3 separate regions of the Homo sapiens genome follow, and regions 1 and 2 are each linked to region 3. Evidence: chromatin contacts called from ENCODE Hi-C or POLR2A ChIA-PET data. All regions are on one chromosome and are shown on one strand. The core of a region is the stretch at or near the end of the contact, and the rest is flanking DNA. Distances in the headings are between cores, read along the strand shown. Region 1 holds the start of MED18 (mediator complex subunit 18). Region 2 holds the start of YTHDF2 (YTH N6-methyladenosine RNA binding protein F2). Region 3 holds the start of TMEM222 (transmembrane protein 222).

The links. A loop is a pair of places that touch in the nucleus more often than their neighbours do. ChIA-PET counts read pairs that join two places held with the same protein, here RNA polymerase II (POLR2A). Pooled maps may share reads with other maps.
Region 1: a pooled map shows a loop between it and region 3 (12-fold over the local background). The contact joins the promoter of MED18 here to the promoter of TMEM222 in region 3. A Hi-C loop is called at or near these places in 6 of 50 pooled maps. POLR2A ChIA-PET finds 5 or more read pairs at or near these places in 2 of 52 experiments (WTC11 and activated B cell).
Region 2: a loop to region 3 is called in a map of CD8-positive, alpha-beta T cell, with 12 times the contacts of the local background. The contact joins the promoter of YTHDF2 here to the promoter of TMEM222 in region 3. A Hi-C loop is called at or near these places in 1 of 168 maps with a recorded cell type or tissue (CD8-positive, alpha-beta T cell), 1 of 37 single-sample maps with no recorded cell type and 5 of 50 pooled maps.

The regions. Positions count from the first base shown.
Region 1 is chr1:28,327,617-28,331,225 of GRCh38, forward strand. It overlaps MED18 (mediator complex subunit 18), which reads left to right and starts at 1,424. Exons shown (of 3, transcript NM_017638.3): 1 at 1,424-1,564; 2 at 2,981-3,119. The coding sequence starts at 3,047. RefSeq lists enhancers at 1,458-1,965, 1,966-2,473.
Region 2 is chr1:28,735,159-28,738,370 of GRCh38, forward strand. YTHDF2 (YTH N6-methyladenosine RNA binding protein F2) reads left to right here and starts at 1,782. Exons shown (of 5, transcript NM_016258.3): 1 at 1,782-1,989; 2 at 2,500-2,524; 3 at 3,101-3,180. The coding sequence starts at 1,963. RefSeq lists enhancers at 1-598, 1,129-1,178, 1,498-2,396, 2,279-2,388.
Region 3 is chr1:27,320,736-27,323,991 of GRCh38, forward strand. TMEM222 (transmembrane protein 222) reads left to right here and starts at 1,428. Exons shown (of 6, transcript NM_032125.3): 1 at 1,428-1,656. The coding sequence starts at 1,463. It also overlaps the pseudogene ACTG1P20. RefSeq lists enhancers at 842-1,388, 1,389-1,936, 1,436-1,785, 1,937-2,483.

The DNA.
Region 1 (3,609 bases), core at 174-2,673, 1.0 Mb after region 3:
TTGAGCCGGAGTCTTGCTCTGTCGCCCAGGCTAAAGTGCAGTGGTGCGATCTCGGCTCACTGCCAGCTCTGTCTCCCAGGTTCACACCATTCTCCTGACTCAGCCTCCCAAGTAGCTGGGACTACAGGCGCCCGCCACTACGCCCAGCTAATTTTCTGTATTTTTAGTAGAGACAGGGTTTCACCGTTAGCCAGGATGGTCTCGATCTCCTGACCTCGTGATCCACCCCCCTCGGCCTCCCAAAGTGCTGGGATTACAGGCGTGAGCCACCGCGCCTGTCCTCTTTTTACATTTTTAAAATCTTTTTCTGACATTTGTTTCTCAGCTGGAGTTGTACCAAAGCGCCTAACTGGTCGTTTTTCTTTAATTTTTTTCCAGACAGGATCTCCCTCTGTTGCACAGGCTGGAGTGCAGTGGCGCTATCTCAGCTCACTGCAACCTCTGCCTCCTGGACTCAAGCAATCCTCCCACCTCAGCCTCCCAAGTAGCTGGGACTGCAGGTGCGAGCCACTACGTTCAGCTAATTTTTTGTATTTTTTGTAGACACAGGGTTTCACCATGTTGTTCAGGCTGGTCTTGAATTCCTGAACTCAAGCCATCTGCCCGCCTTGGCCTCCCAAAGTGCTGGGATTACAGGCCTGAGCCACCGTGTCCGGCCTGGTCTTTTTTCTCTAGGCTCTCTCCTTTCCCAAACTTTTCTCCATGTTGTAGCCAGGGTTCTTTTAAAGCTCACATGTATTCTTTGGTATGGCACTGCAGAGTACTCCTGGATCTGGACCTACTCCTTTTCCAGACTCTTTTTTTTTTTTGAGACAGAGTCTCTCTCTGTAGCCCAGGCTACAATGCAGTGGCGCGATCTCGGTTCGCTGCAACTTCCGCCTCCCGCGTTCAAGCGATTCTCCCACCTCAGCCTCCCTAGTAGCTGGGATTACAGGCGCGCGTCACCATGCCCGGCTAATTTTTGTATTTTTAATGGAGACGGAGTTTTACCATCTTGGCCAGGCTGGTCTCGAACTCCTGACCTCAAGTGATCCGCCTGCCTCGGCCTCCCAAAGTGCTGGGGTTACAGGCGTGAGCCACCGCGCCCAACCCCTCAGTTCTTTTTTCTTTTGAAACCCACTATAATCTCTGTAAGTCCTATCAGTTCCAAGAGACTTTCTACACAAATACATCTCCAGGTTGTCAAACCTAAAAAGATTTTCCTAGAGCATGGCCTATGACGTCAAGGATCCAGGTAGCGCCCGGAGGAAAGCGCCAAAGGAGGCCGCCATCTTTCATACAGCAGCCCGGAATTTTGCGCATGCGCCTCTGATTGTCTGTCCGCAATGAAGCTCTTCGGCCTTCTCGGCACCCATACGTTTGGGAACGGCAGTTTCGAGGTTTGTGAGACGTCGGCTTCCGACCGGAAGTGAGAAGAGGAGGAAGTTGGCTGGTTGCACCGATCTGGGGGCTTCCCGGGCTCGGGTAACCGGAGTGCTGGTATCTAATCGTCGCTCAAAAGCTCCTAGGTGCGCGGGTGGATATAATTCCCGGCTTCTCGAGAAGACACTACAGCCTCAAGGAGGTGTGCTTCTAGTGTTTAATTGGATACGTGTTATGGATGCCGGCTTAGAAGGACCTATATACCATCATCTTAAAATAACTTCCCCTTGGCTCTCTCTCTCTTTTTTTTTTTTTTTTTTTTTTTGAGACGGAGTTTCGCTCTTGTTGCCCAGGCTGGAGTGCAATGGCGCGATCTCGGCTCACCGCAACCTCGCCTTCCGGGTTCAAGCGATTCTCCTGCCTCAGCCTCCTGAGGAGCTGGGATTACAGGCGCTCGCCACCAGGCCTGGCTAATTTTTTGTATTTTTAGTAGAGTCGGGGTTTCTTCATGTTGGTCAGGCTGGTCTCGAACTCCCAACCTCCAGTTGATCCGCCGGCCTCGGCCTCCCAAAGTACTGAGATTACAGGCGTGAGCCACCGCGCCCGGCCTTGGCTCTCTTTAAAAGGCATTTTTAGGCTAGCCGCAGTGTGGTCTCCCGCCTGTAGTAGTCCCAGCTACTCGGCTTGAGCCCAGGAGTTCGAGGTTATAGTGAGCTAGGAACTCCCCACTGCACTGCAGCCTGGGCTACAGAGCGAGATCCTGTCACCAAAAAAGAAAAGCGTACGGGGGAAGGCATTTTCAGAGAGATAGAACGCCTAGATGTTAGTTTGGTCCAAACTCTGCTACCAACTTGCTGTGTGTATCCTTCTGTCCCTCTCCAAGTCTCAATATCCTCATCTATAAAACGAAGGTCCCTTAAGTCACTTTTTCAGTTCTTCTGAATTTTGTTGCCTCTTTATTATCTCGTTTGAGCCACATAGCCTTGGGAGTTAAAAATCACTGGCCTTTGGCCGGGCACGGTGGCTCACACCTGTAATGCCAGCACTTTGGGAGGCCGGATCACCTGAGTATCACCTGAGGCCAGGAGTTCGAGGCCAACCTGGCCAACATGACGAAACCCCGTCTCTACTAAAAATACAAAAAAAATTAGCTGGGCTTGGTTGCGGGCGCCTGTAATCCCAGCTACTCGGGAGGCTGAGACAGGAGAATCGCTTGAACCTGGGAGGCAGAGGCTGCAGTGAACAGAGATTGCGCCATTGCACTCCAGCCTGGGCGACAAGAGTGAAACTCCGTCTCAAAAAAAAAAAAAAAAAAAAATCACTGGCCTCATTTTATAAGGAAGACATTGAGTCCCAGGGTGAGGGGTTATAGATAGGACTTTCTCAAGATTGCACAGGTAATGTGGAGGTTTCAGAACTTGAGACTAGAAGGTAATGCTGTAACTCCATGACCAGATCTCCTTTCTATATTTCTGTGTCATCAGTTCCTGGAACTGGCCATATAAGGAAATACTCAAACGTTTTTGAATGAATGAATCTTTGATTTGAAGGCCAGTGCCACAACAGATCTGGTCTCTCTCCACCACTTTGATGTATAAACAAGTGAACTCTTTTCCAGGTATATCCCGTGCCTTACCTGACTGGGGGCTCTGAGTCCAGTTGTGTTGTCTTCAACTTAGACACCATGGAGGCACCTCCAGTCACCATGATGCCTGTCACTGGGGGCACCATTAACATGATGGAGTACCTGTTGCAGGGTAAGTGAACTAGGGAACTTGGATTACCTGTTTTCCTCTTCTCTGTTCAGCTTCCCTTAAGATGAGAGACTTAACACAAAAGCAGCCTGCACAGTTTCTGGCACCCAGCTATGTTTTTAACTGTTACTTTAAATTATAGTTTTATATGCACTAAACATACTAAATTTGCCATCTTGGCTGGGCATGGTGGCTCACGCGTATAATCCCAGCACTTTGGGAGGCCGAGGTGGGCGGATCACGAGGTCAGGAGATGGAGACCATCCTGGCTAACACAGTGAAACCCTGTCTCTACTAAAAATACAAAAGAAATTAGCCCGGCGTGGTGGCGGGCACCTGTAGTCCCAGCTACTCAGGAGGCTGAGGCAGGAGAATGGTGTGAACCTGGGAGGCAGAGGTTGCAGTGAGCCGAGATCGCGCCACTGCACTCCAGCCTGGGCGACAGAGTGAGACTCTGTCTCAAAAAAAAAAAAAAATTGCCATCTTAACATAT
Region 2 (3,212 bases), core at 532-3,031, 1.4 Mb after region 3:
TATTTGTTATTTATTTATTTATTTATTTTGAGACGAGTCTCGCTCTGTTGCCCAGGCTGGAGTGTAATGGCGTGATCTCGGCTCACTGCAACCTCTGCCTCCCGGGTTCAAGCGATTCTCCTGCCTCAGCCTCCGATTAGCTGGGACTACAGGTGCATGGCACCATGCCCAGCTAATTTTTGTATTTTTAGTAGAGTCGAGATTTCACCATGTTGGCCAGGATGGTCTCGATCTTCTGACCTCATGATCCGGCCCGCCTTGGCCTCCCAAAGTGCTGGGATTACAAACATGAGCCACCGCGCCCGCCGTAGCCGAGTATCTTTAAAAAGAAGTATTACTAGGTTTATTCTATTCCCTTGATGGAATCTATGCTCCCAGACTTGACATTTTACTGTCTCCATTAAAAGTCCTTCACCTTTGGTGCCTGACCTTACTCATTCCTACCATAAATGTGATTATGGGCAGAGAAAAAAAGTGCTTTGAGCACTTTGACCAAATTATGATGTTAAATCCAAGATGCCATGTTATTTATTTTACCGAGTCCACCCAAGCCTCCTATATCCAGCGTGTGGATAGTACGAGGTTGACAATTAGTGCATTAGTTACCTGTTTACCACGACGTACTTGCAATAACAAAAGCTATTAGATGGGCTTTCCTAGTATCAAATATTCCTGCATGAGTTGGCTTTGCTTCTGATTGAAAATACTTTTGCCCATCCTTTGCATCTCCCCTATATTCTGGTTCCCTAATACAGAGTCTCGTAGGGGTAGAGAGATACCATTATGTTAGTGTCAGATACACCTGGCTATTTAATAGTTTTGTAAACTTGGGCACATTACTTAAGCTTTCTGTTTTTCCAGTCGTAAAAAACCGAAAGACTGATAGCGATTTTGAAGTTGTCGAAAGACTTTAATGTGTTTGAAAATACCTAACAACAAAGCCTGGCCCACAGCTGGTATTTCAATAATGTTAATTTCCTTGCTTCCCTCTTGAGGTCCTTAAGATTCATAGGTTCTCCGGACTCCTTGAAAGTTTTGTGTAGATGCATGAGGTGTATTTTTCTTGGAAATAAAGTCCACAATTTAACAGATTATCTTGGGGCCAGCGATTTCCCCGAAAATAAATTGTAGATTCTCCTTCCTGCAATGCTAAGGGGTGAATCTCTTTTGCGGGAGACTGGATTCTTTCGGTGTGTGTTTTGCTCTCTGGGTACTCTTTCTGTAGTCGGCTAACAGAGGATGACCAAGCCCCTCGCGGGGGCGGGGGCGGGTCACTCCCGGACAGGGCCCCCATGAAGTTTCCCTGGGGACTGTGTGACTCCCTAGGGGTCGGGTTACCTCCCAGATGGGGGTGGGGTATCACTTGCAGCTGGAAGGCAGGTTCATTTTAAGGTCTCGCGGGCTTCGGAGGCCCCTCCCTCACTGAGAAACCGGCTTTTGTCGTTCTTCTGAAGCCAGAGCTAGTCTTTCCAGGTGTTAGTCGAAACCTCGTGGTGCGACCCTGGTCGTCCCAAACCCCCTAGGCCTTAATCCTGGGGCGGTGGGGGCGGGGAGGCCGTGAGCACGGCTTCCGCTCCTCCAATCCGCCAGAGGGCGCAGCGGCCGGCCTCTCCCTTCCCGGGGTTCTTCGCGCCGGGCCCCTTCCGCGTGGGTGAGTGAATGTGAGAGTCAGCGCTCGCGCCGCGCGCGCCGCCCGCCTCCGCTGTTCGGCGCTCTGCTTTAGGCGGTGGGGGGCGGGCGCGCGCGTAAAAGCATAGAGACGGGCATTGAGCTCTTGGGCTAGAGCGTCGCCGAGTCGGAGCCGGAGCCTGAGCCGCGCGCTGTGTCTCCGCTGCGTCCGCCGAGGCCCCCGAGTGTCAGGGACAAAAGCCTCCGCCTGCTCCCGCAGACGGGGCTCATCTGCCGCCGCCGCCGCGCTGAGGAGAGTTCGCCGCCGTCGCCGCCCGTGAGGATCTGAGAGCCATGTCGGCCAGCAGCCTCTTGGAGCAGGTACAGGCCCGGCCCGCATGCCTCGGCCATTGTGTGAGGCGAGAAGGAGCCCGACTAGGCCCGGGCCCGCCGCTCCTGGGCAGGCCGAGCCGAGCCGAGGCGTCGTCTCTTGCGGGCCAGGTTTCGGGCCTCTCAGGCCGGCCGCGCCCGGCGCCTCTCCCTCAGCCTGTTCTTCCCGCTTCTCCTCGGGCCTCGGAGCCCACGGGCCGGGCCGCGCCGCGTTCCCTTCTCTCGGCGGGCCTCGTTTTCCTTCCTTGTTTCCTTCCCCTTCCTTAAAGCCCTGGGTTCCTCGCGTCGCCGGTGGCGCGTCTGCCGCGTTTTCTCCCCTGCCCCACGGGCCTGGCGCTTTCCCCCGCCTCCCATTTTCAGCCTCTTCCTCACTACCATTCCTGACGCCTCCCCTCGGGCCTGCTCCTTTATTCTCCCTTCGGGCCCTGCCTTAATTTGTTCTTCCTTTTCCATTTCTCCTTTGGACAACTTGCTGCTCGGCGACGTTTCCTTCCCCTGCAGAGACCAAAAGGTCAAGGAAACAAAGGTAAGTCCCGCTCCGCCGGTGGCCCTGAGCCGGGAGGGGGACGCGGGGCGGTGGGGGCGGGGTCTCCGGGAAGCGCCCCGGGCGGAGGACCTTTCGGAAGCCGCTTAGTTCGCAGGTGCCGCACACTTAAGTATTTTGACCCTTTCGGTGTGTTCTTGCAGCTGGCGAACAGCTTTTTCGCTAACAAGGAGTAATTCATTAAGGGTGGGGGTGGATTGGGTTTTGAAACGCTCCAGGTCCTTAGTTTCCTGTAGGTCTTAGAAGGCCTTTGTTTTTCATCCTCGTGGATCACTCTCTGGAAGTACTCTCATGTGATGGGGGAGGGGAAGCGGGAGGGAATGGAAATCCAGAGGAGCCAATAAAATGACCTTTTTAGATCAACTTGCTCTGGGTGGAGGGGGACATTTTCACTGGCGACTGTCGCTTCAGCATTCACTGTCATCTCTTACCCTTTTGAAGTTCAATCTTACGTGCTTTGTTAACTAGTAAGGTTTTTCTCTGGTTAGCATATATGAACTAATTTGAAAGGAAGATTGTAGGATTGGGACACTCCTAATTGAATTTTTTTTTCTTTAGTACAAAATGGATCTGTACATCAAAAGGATGGATTAAACGATGATGATTTTGAACCTTACTTGAGTCCACAGGCAAGGCCCGTGAGTAGTTAACTATTTACATATCTAATCGA
Region 3 (3,256 bases), core at 178-2,677:
AAAAACATGAAAATATTAGGTGCTACAAACAGGACAGCAAGCTCTCCATAGATCAGCATTGAGGGAGGGTAATTCAGTGGAAGAAGGACCTTCCCCAAATGGGAAGCTCCTAACTTCCTGAGTGCATTTGTCCATACCTTCCTTTACCTGATTACTCTTTTTATTCTTTTTTTTTTTTCTTTAAGGCTGATTTTTAGTGGCAGCCTTCCTTCTGACTTTGGGCTGTCCCCAACTTCCCCTCCCCACCCCAGTAGACCCCAGTAGACTTCATTTTCTTTGTCTTGACATCCTTTAAAAAGCCAAAAGTCTCCAACATTTGAGCCTGGCTTCTCTCTAATTATGGTTGTGTGTGATCTCAAACAATTAACTTCCCTGAGCCCGTTTTCCCATTTGTACAATGAAGGGATTGGATCACATCTAAGGCTTATGATTTACTCCAGTAAGTATTCACACTCTTGCACACACTGCTCTGCACGGCCTTCCTTTCTTTGTACCGCTGCACTCATACTTCCACTCCTGTGCCACATGGCAAACATCAAGACTCAACTCAATAATATCCTATCTTCCAGCAAGTCTTCCCTGTATATACAATAAAACACACACACACACACACGTGCGCACACACAACTGTGTGTGTCTTCCTTTATGCTACCACTACCTCGTGAGAGGGCCACAGAATGAAAAGGGCAAGGGAGGTATAAGACTTGGGTTTGGGCCAGGCGCGGTGGCTCACGCCTGTAATCCCAGCACTTTGGGAGGCCAAGGCGGGCGGATCACAGGGTCAGGAGTTTGAGACCATCCTGGCTAACATGGTGAAACGCCACCTCTACTAAAAATACAAAAATTAGCCGGGCGTGGTGGCACGCGCCTGTTATCCCAGCTACTCGGGAGGCCGAGGCAGGATCGCCTGAACCTGGGAGGTGGAGGTTGCAGTGAGCCGAGATTGTGCCATTGCCCTCCAGCCTGGGCAACAAGAGAAAAAATTCCGCCTCAGAAAAAAAAAAAAAAAAAAAGACTTGGGTTTGCATCGTGGTCTCTCACCTTTTGAACCTCAGTTTCTCACCTGTAACAGGAGGGAATACCTAATTTGGATGTCTAATTAGTTTATGGGGATTAGAAACAATTCATGTCAAGTGCTTGGCACCTAAGAAGTGCTCAATAAATAGCGACTGTACCACACCTCCTAGGAGCCCTCAGCGTACTGAATTAGAGTTCTCTATAAGTCTCCGGCGCTAGACTGCGAACTGCCTGAGAGCATCCCTTCTGCAGCCGCGGGGCATAAGCGGCAAAGACTCGGGGCTGGCAGGCGCATAGGGAGTGGGGCGGGGCTGGCCGGGCCCAGAGGAACGCGGCTCGGATTCCCGGGGGAAGGCCAAGCGGGGCGGACCCCATCTCCGGGAAGTGACGCCATGGGGACGAGCGGCACCAGAGCCGGGGCCAGTCGGAGCGGGGCGCGCGCCGCATGGCGGAAGCGGAAGGGAGTTCTCTGCTCTTGTTGCCGCCGCCGCCACCCCCGCCCAGGATGGCGGAAGTGGAGGCGCCGACGGCGGCCGAGACGGACATGAAGCAATATCAAGGCTCCGGCGGCGTCGCCATGGATGTGGAACGGAGTCGCTTCCCCTACTGCGTGGTGTGGACGCCCATCCCGGTGCTCACGTGAGTCTCTTCCGGCATCCGCCTGGGGACGAGGAGGGCCCAGGGAGAGCCGGAGTCGGGCCGGGCTAGCCTCCGGCCCCAACGCGCAGCAAGCCTTTTCCTCGGGTCTGGCCCGCACGCCTCGCCCAGTCACCAGAACCCCGCCATCCATGTAGTGCCAGTTTGTGCACACGGCTGGGACACGCTCCCTGCTCTCAATACACCTGGTGTAGCCAGGGAGAGAGTTGTAGGCCAGCAGGAAAGGGCAAGTGGCTGGGAGACTCGAGCTGTGAGTGTGTAGAAGAGGGAGCCCCTTATCGGATCTGAGGAGACATTTTTATTAATTCACTGGTTTATTCTCTCATTGAGCAAATGCTTACTGGTCGCTTACCATATTCCAGACATACTGCTGGGTCTGGGAGCAAGAGTGGGAGTTTGGTTGGGACCACACGAGATCCTGGGATGTCAACATTGGAAGGGCCCCCAGAGATCTGAGAGTCCAACCCTTTGTCTCACGTGCCATCTCAGTTGCAAACTGGGTTTAGATCCCAGGTTGTCTGCCTCCCAGACCAAAGTTCTTTCTGTAACATCAGCCTTTGTCAGGGGAGAAGCAGGTGCTCTGGTACTACTTGGCGCCTTTTGGGAGGAGCTCTCATATGGGGAGAGGTGGTTTGCCCTCCTGCTTCAACCTTGACAGCTGATAAACGTAACCCCTCCTCACCGTGCTGGATAGTTTGCCAAGCTCTTAAACACCCATTTTATCAGAATTAAACATCCATTTTCTAAGGTAGGTTATCTTCTCAGATGGTGAAGCTGAGCTGCTTGTAGCATTAAGTGTCTTGATCAGGTTCGCACCCCAATAAGCAAAGGCATGAAGAGCTCAGTCTTCTGATCTAACTTGCTCTTTGCACTACATCTTATCCACTCTCACCTGATGGGATAGCTTGTTCCGCTATCAATAACAGCCAGTGGTGATGTGGAGAAGGGATCATTTGGGGCCTTAGGTGTTGCTGATTCTAAAAAGATCGTAGTTTTTGAATTATGTTAAAATACTTGAATTATTTTGTGTTTTCAAGTACTTATGCATATAAGAGCATCCAAATCTGTTCTTTAAAAATAAAATATTGGGACAGGCGCGGTGGCTCATGCCTGTAATCCCAGCACTCTGGGAGGCAGTGGAGGGTGGATCGGTAGGTAGTTCGAGACCAACCTGGCCATCGTGGCGAAACCCGTCTCTACTAAAAATACAAAAATTAGCTGGGCATAGTGGCACGTGCCTGTAATCCCAGCTACTCTGGAAGCTGAGGCAGGAGAATCGCCTCAACCCGGGAAGTGGAGTTTGCAGTGAGCCGAGATTGCACCACTGCACTTCAGCATGGGCAACACAGTGAAACTCCGTCTCAAAATAAATAGTGAAATAAAATCTTAGGAAAATGTGCACATTAATTCATTCAGTGTTCTTCTAACACATGTGCTAAGTGACCCCTGTGTTCCCAGATAGTTCTAGGTGATGCGAATATACAGTGATGAATAAAGGAGATATGGTCTTTAGACTTTTGAGAGTTTAAGTCATAGTGGAAGGAGATAGACAGTAAACAAGTAAGCTAATAAAAGAGCACCT